Linked DNA regions of Mus musculus: region 1 is linked to region 2. The links are chromatin contacts, found by Hi-C or POLR2A ChIA-PET in ENCODE. All regions are on one chromosome and are shown on one strand. Each heading gives the region's core, a stretch centred on a gene start or an enhancer-like site at or near the end of the contact. The rest is flanking DNA. Distances are from core to core; before and after follow the strand shown. Region 1 overlaps Pacrg (PARK2 co-regulated). Region 2 holds the start of 1700110C19Rik (RIKEN cDNA 1700110C19 gene).

The links. A loop is a pair of places that touch in the nucleus more often than their neighbours do. ChIA-PET counts read pairs that join two places held with the same protein, here RNA polymerase II (POLR2A).
Region 1: a loop to region 2 is called in a map of heart, with 2.8 times the contacts of the local background. The contact joins the enhancer-like site here to the promoter of 1700110C19Rik in region 2. A Hi-C loop is called at or near these places in 1 of 37 maps with a recorded cell type or tissue (heart). POLR2A ChIA-PET finds 5 or more read pairs at or near these places in 3 of 5 experiments (all embryonic stem cell).

What each region holds. Positions count from the first base shown.
Region 1 is chr17:10,413,056-10,416,117 of GRCm38, forward strand. The region is part of intron 4 of Pacrg (PARK2 co-regulated); the gene reads right to left. Among named protein-coding and RNA genes, the nearest start is that of A230009B12Rik, 42 kb to the right of the region's middle. Within about 2 kb of position 1,521, at least 1 of the 3 ENCODE cell types and tissues checked has a DNase peak (open chromatin) inside an H3K27ac peak, as active enhancers do; it is heart, where a contact is called at or near this core.
Region 2 is chr17:10,323,223-10,326,592 of GRCm38, forward strand. It overlaps 1700110C19Rik (RIKEN cDNA 1700110C19 gene), which reads left to right and starts at 1,380. Exons shown (of 3, transcript NR_045461.1): 1 at 1,380-1,568; 2 at 1,833-1,972. Gm46608 reads right to left here and starts at 189. Exons shown (of 1, transcript XM_017317774.2): 1 at 1-189.

The DNA.
Region 1 (3,062 bases), core at 271-2,770, 90 kb after region 2:
GACACTCCCATGCTATGCGTAATCTCCAGGTGGAAGGAGAAGGCCAAACAACCACTGAACAATCTCTCCTTTTCCAAAGGGAAAAGTTTGATTATCCCAGTGACTTTGTTAGCAGCCTTTGCTCCAGAAAACTTAGATCTGCATGGAGCTTGTAATTAATATTTAAGTTTAGCTTGATTAAATTTCTCTCGGAGATACTTGGTCATTTCTTGTCATCTTGATAAAGACTAACACAAATGCTTTTTTTGTTTGGAAGAACTTACAGAAGCCTACTCGGGAATGTTGCAAAGTTGCTGGGATAATTTTAGCTGCCTGTGGACTGTCTAGGTGAGCCTGCATGGCAAAGGTTAGCACCACCTTCCGTTTCAACACAACACCACAACACAACCACCACTTCTTAGTCTTGTGGTTTTGTTTTCTTTTCTGTAACTGAGGCTTTCTAAAAGATGCTATTCTCAAATCAAGTAGTAGTCTGAGTTCTCCAAAATTTGATTTCACATGTTATGGTCCTTACAACTTTTGTCTAGTGCTGGACAAAGAGCTTCATTGCTAAAGTCCATCCTTCCAAGCATGAGGGCCAAAGCATCCTCCCAACCTGCCCCATCCAGAACCCACTCAAAAGAGCCAGGTATGGTGGCATGCTCTTGCAGTTCCGACCTTGAGGAGACAGAGATATAGGTGGATCCCTGAGGCTCATCAGGCAGCTGAGCCTGCTTTGTGAGCCCCAGGCATGTGAGAGACCCTGTCCCTAAAAGAATAAAAAGCAAAAAAGTAGATGGCACCTTTGGAATGGAACTGGGTGGTTGTTCTTGGGTTTCCGTGTGTGTGTGTGTGTGTGTGTGTGTGTGTGAGAGAGAGAGAGAGAGAGAGAGAGAGAGAGCACGTGTGCACCCACATGTGCACACACAGACAAATAAATGTAGAAGAAGCGTTCATTTACATAATGATCTCAGCTCCCAAGCCATCTTGTACCCTGTATAAGGGTGCCGTGTGAGGGAATCTGCAGGTGACAGCCTGCCTCCAGGCACAAAGCCCAGAGCTAAAGACTTGTATGGTGTGATGCACGATTTGTTCTACTTTAAAAAATTAAATAAATGCTCTCCGTGATTGTGCTGGCACGAAGAAGCCGTGTTGTGCTGCCCCAGTCTTTCTATAGGTTAGGCTTTGCTTGGATATGCGGGCTACATCTCAGCTTGCCTGAAAGATCTACTCTTTGAAAGTTCTGAAATGAATTTATGAGTACAGAATTTGAATAGATTTCCAAGCCATTAGCCAGAAATTTTATAGAGTGGGAATAGTTCTCATCAAATGAGCTCAATTAATGCAAAAAAATTATATATTTAATGAACAAATCAAAGCAATCTGCTGTGCTAAACTGAGCTAAGTGCTGTAAACGGGACAGAGCTAACACCCTCTAGCCATTCCTAAGTGTCTCAGTTAAAAATAACCTTGAACTATCTTTCAAAGCTCTGGCGATCAACTTTTATCAGCTTTCACGTAGGTAAGTTAAATGTGGCAAGGGACATTCACCAAGTGTCTGGGGCTTGCATAGCAACGGACTCACCAGTGTCCAAAGTTTTGATTGGACTCACCAGTGTCTGCAGCTCTGCTGAGTCTAATCAAAACTTCTTGAGGACATGCATGCATACAGACACACAGAGACAGACAGACAGACAGACAGACAGACAGACAGACAGACACACATACACACACACACACACACACACAGAGAGAGAGAGAGAGAGAGAGAGAGAGAGAGACTGTAAAGGAAAATTAATATGTGACCATTTAATTTGCCAGAGCAAAGTTGGATTTGCACAAGAATGGACACCAGAGCTTGTTGGAAGTGCTGATAAGTGGAACATGCTGACGTGTGAGACTTTTGAAAAAAGAATGTTTGTTTGCCTGGCTTACATTTTTATCTCCTGAAATTCTTGAGTTTAGCATACCCGGTTGCTTTTTTTTCTGAATCAGGACTCTGTCCAGATGAGTGGGGACAGAGACAGCACAGTAACAAAACGATGGTTTGGGGGACAGTCAAGAGGATGCAGGCCGACTTGCTGTTGACCCTGCATAGCCTGCTACCAATTCGCTCTGACAGAAACAGCCTTGATGCTATATCCACAGGATGGAGGCAGTGAGGAGTAAGAGTCTGCAGGTTGTGTCTTTAGCGCTATCAAAGCCCATTGAAACATGTTGGTCATTATAACTGCATGCACACTACTCCTTCATCACGGCAGATTATCCATAATGTAACTTTCCTCTTGAATGGGCAGGGAGAGACCCCAGTGAGCACTGTGTAGTCTACATTTTACCCTAGTGTTTGATAAAAGAGGCTCATTCTACCACTTCAGAGGGTCACAGTGATGTTAAAACATGGCGTTGGATCATGATGGAGTCAAGAGCAGTGGGGTCAGGACATGTGTGATCACCTACAGGACACACTGTCACTAAGCTGCAGATTGTCTGCAGCCCAGGTAGTCATGGTCCCTGACGGGAGGATTTCACGTGTCAATAGTTTCTAGCTTAAGCTTATACTCAGTAATTTCCTCCTCTTCCTCCAGACCCTCGGCAGTCCTGGTGTCTAAGTGAATGACCTTGTTTTCCCACTGTGGCAGGCAGGATTGGGTAGATGAAAGTCAATAGTTCTGTGCTGTGCCATCACTAAGTCTTGACTTTTCGAATCTCAGGAACATGTTTTGCTATTGTTATTTCCTCTATTGCTGCTTCTCTCTGAGAGTTGCCATTCTAGCAAATCAACTGGAAAATGTGGAGTTTCCTTTCATCATGACCATGATGTGGGGGCCTCAAATTATTCAGATAGCATCTTGTGGCATTCCTGTGGGGGCTTAGTGCCTGCAAAACGATTCCCTTCTTTATTGTTTTTGAGGAGAGATAGCTAAGTGGCTGTTAATAGTCATACTGTAAATCTAATTTTATGTAAGACAATGAGATGGGTTGGGGAAGACGGACCTTGCCTGATGTGGACAACAAGAGGGAGAGATGTCCAGATGGGGAGGGTATGAGCCTGAGTCTCTGTCCCATCTCTGAGATAAGGTCAA
Region 2 (3,370 bases), core at 130-2,629:
CCCTAAATGAAACTGTAGAGGTAGAAACACTCAGAGCAGGATGCAGGCCCTCATGCCATGTAATGTGACCTTCTCATTCCACATTTATACAGATCTTCAAGCAAAAAATAACTATTAATTTTAGGACTCTACACTGAGCTTCAAATGCACTCTGTGTTGACCAATTTTCATACTGACTCAGAGCATTCATTTCAGTAGTGCTTCTCTGGATTGGGCTAATTTCATGGTTTTTTCTCTTCAGGATCTAGACCTGAAGAGAATCTAGGACCTCAGAATGAGTGGGTGATTAGGTTATTTTACTATGTTCAGTAGATACCATTTGGTTCAGTGTGTTAATTTTAAACAGCTAATGTGGAGAAACATTTTATAAGCAAAGGATATAACTACTTAGGTCGTCCCCAGACACTTAATCCAAATGCCATTTTCTCTACTACAGCTTAGAGACTGGATGTATTTTCCTGGTAATTGTGGCATATGTGACTTCTAAACTGAGTTTCCAGAAGGTCGGTGTGAGACTTACCAGGAGTGCTCTGGGGAGTCAGACACTTCAGTTATTTCAGTACACTGGTGCCAAGTTGCTAATTGCCTCAATTTTACAGCTGAGACAGTGACTGGTCCACGAGTCAGTAAACCCTGGAGACAGGATTCATTCACATCAGACCTTCAAAGTGACTGGACTTCAGGAAGTTAAATCAGGATGCCCAGGAACTAACTCACTCTCTCTCTCTCTCTCCTCTCTCTCTCTCTCTCTCTCTCTCTCTCTCTCTCTCTCTCTCTCTCTCTCTCTCTCTCCCTCTCTCTCCCTCTCTCTCCCTCTCTCTCTCTCTCTCTCCCCGTATTAACTGGTCAATAAAGGCTAGAGCCTGTGATTGGCAGTGGAGGGGAAAGGTGGGACAAGAAGTCTTTGGAGTGAGGCCAGGTAGAGAGGAGAAGTGAAGGAGAGAGCATGGAGAAGAGGAGAAGGAAGCAGTAATGGAGCAGAACTACCTGGCCAGGAGAAACTGGAAGTAGTAAGGGCCTTATAGGTGGGGGGTCAGTTAGACTAGTATTAGATATGCCCTTATAAGGCTTATAGCTTATAATTATAATAACTGAATTGCGTGTTTTTTTATACGGGACTATTGGGGTTGGAAATTCCAGCAACACATAAAGAGGGAGAAGGGAACAAGCTAGGGGAATCCTGGAGAGGGGGCTGGGGTAGGTACAATCAATATACATTGTATCCATGCAACCAACTGTCAAAGAATCAGCATTTGGTTAACTGCCTTGCGGTCTCTGAGTGTATAAAGTCCTTAGGGTTCTTTCCTAACAAGTGGAAAGAATGAGAACGCGACTCCGTGTATTTGAAGCTTCTAAGTCTCGAAGTTCCAAACGTTTCTGGCTCTGAAGAGTCCTCACAGAGAAGAGCAGATTTCTAATGTTTAGTTTCTGTGTTGGGTAGCCCCATGTCCAGATGACATAGAGATGCATTTAAAGCCTTCAGCTGTTGGGCTGAGGGCAGAACCCAGAAGCAGAGCAACTTGCCTACCTGGTAGGATTTCCAGTACTGCAAAACGAAAACTCTTAAGGTGTCCAATTTTGTATTCCAAAATTCTTTGTAAAAGATTCAACTGCTTTCATTTCCCTCAGATGTATAATGCTTTGGGCTGGAAGCTTTATATTTTTTATATTTTGCAAAACCAAATTTCCCACCCAACACATTATATATTTATAGCTTTATAACTTGATAACAAGTAGAGCACTGGAGAAACTACAGGCAGAACAGAGATTCCTTGGCTGGGGGGGGGGGGGTGCTGAGCTTTCCTTCCTTCTGTTCTGCCCTCTTCCTACAGCTTCTCTGAGTAAATGAGAGGAGAAGACTAAGACCACCTCTACAAATCCGACCTCTAAGCGGGGAGCAGTCGGGAAGCCGGTCACAGCCGCTTCTGGAGGTGCAGGAGGTCTCTCTGCCTTCACTGCAGGGAAATAGAAGGTCTGAGAGTTGGTTCCTCATGAACAGTATTTGCAGGGATTTTTCACGACTGGGGATCAAAACTAGGGCCTGTATATACTTGGAGGGGTGGAATTTCTGGCATGGAAAATGTGTGTCTCATACCTGGCCCGATTCAATGATTCTTAAGAATTTTGGAACAGAAGAGATTTCTATTAATATGAAATATCCGTAGCCCCCAGATAAATCGCCTCTAATTTCAACATTAAGGGGAAGCTGGTGGGCAGTGATGGTATCCCCGTGCTTTTTCTCTTTATTCTGTGTTTGGTGGTTATAGCTGCCATGTGGGTGCTAGGAACCAAACCCAGGTCCCCTCGAAAATCAGCAAGTTTTCTCAGCTATCTTCCCAGCCCCTGCTTTATTATGTATTTGAATATAAGATTAGAAGCAGTTATTCACAGCCCTGATACTCTCCACCAGTACAGCTTTATCAGCTTTCAAGTGTGTTGTTTAGTTTGGTTTTTCGAGACAGGGTCTGTAGCCCAAATTATGTAGCTCAGGCTGACCTTGGAGACAACTCTCCTGCTAAATTTTGAATGATTTGCATACCACTTAGTTTTCGGCCACAGACTGAGCCACGCAGTATAGTCCCTGGGGCCCCAGGCTCTCCCCATACCCCAGCAGGAACCTGGAACCTGCCTTCCAGGGCTGGGGCTACACTCGTCCCAGCGGTCTTTAAAAACATACTCACTGTTACTCTGCATCCGCCTCTACGTGCCTGGAAAGCATTCTGTCTGTGTTCACTAACCCTGAATTTACCAGGTTTTGTGAATTGCAGTGAAAGCAAGTAATACTTTGTCTAAAGTATGAACAGTTCCTTTGGGTACACATCCCAGTGTAGCGAGGGGGTCAGCGAAGGCCCTGCTCTGACAGCCTCAGCACTGTCCTCTGGTTCTCAAGTGTTAACACTTGGAGGAATAGGTTGTTGCTAGAGTCAAAACACACCAAAGTGCTTGTGTCCAGCAGCCTGCATTCCTGCCTTAGCCATCTTGTCTCTCAGCTGAGCCTCAGGGTGGACACTGACAGCGCCTGGATCTACTACTGGTTCCTAATAGTTCTGACCAGGCCACTCATCAAATATGTTACAGTTACCTGAGTAGATAGATCTTGAGGGCCACCAACTTGAATAACTAGCACTAACTGCACTGTTTTTTCTGACAAACCATTGGTAGCATTGTTTTTGCATGGAAAGAAAACGTAACCTAGGAAAATGAGTAACACTTTTTTGTCTAACAGTTCCGCAGTGTGTGTGCCCTATATTTATAGTGTGTGTTTGGAATTAAGTAGCAGTAAGAAATGGCAAGCTCAAACTGGCAGACAGTAGGATGGGGCGGCACCTGTGTAGTAGGATTCTGTGTCCAGCTACAGCTGCCAGAGGAG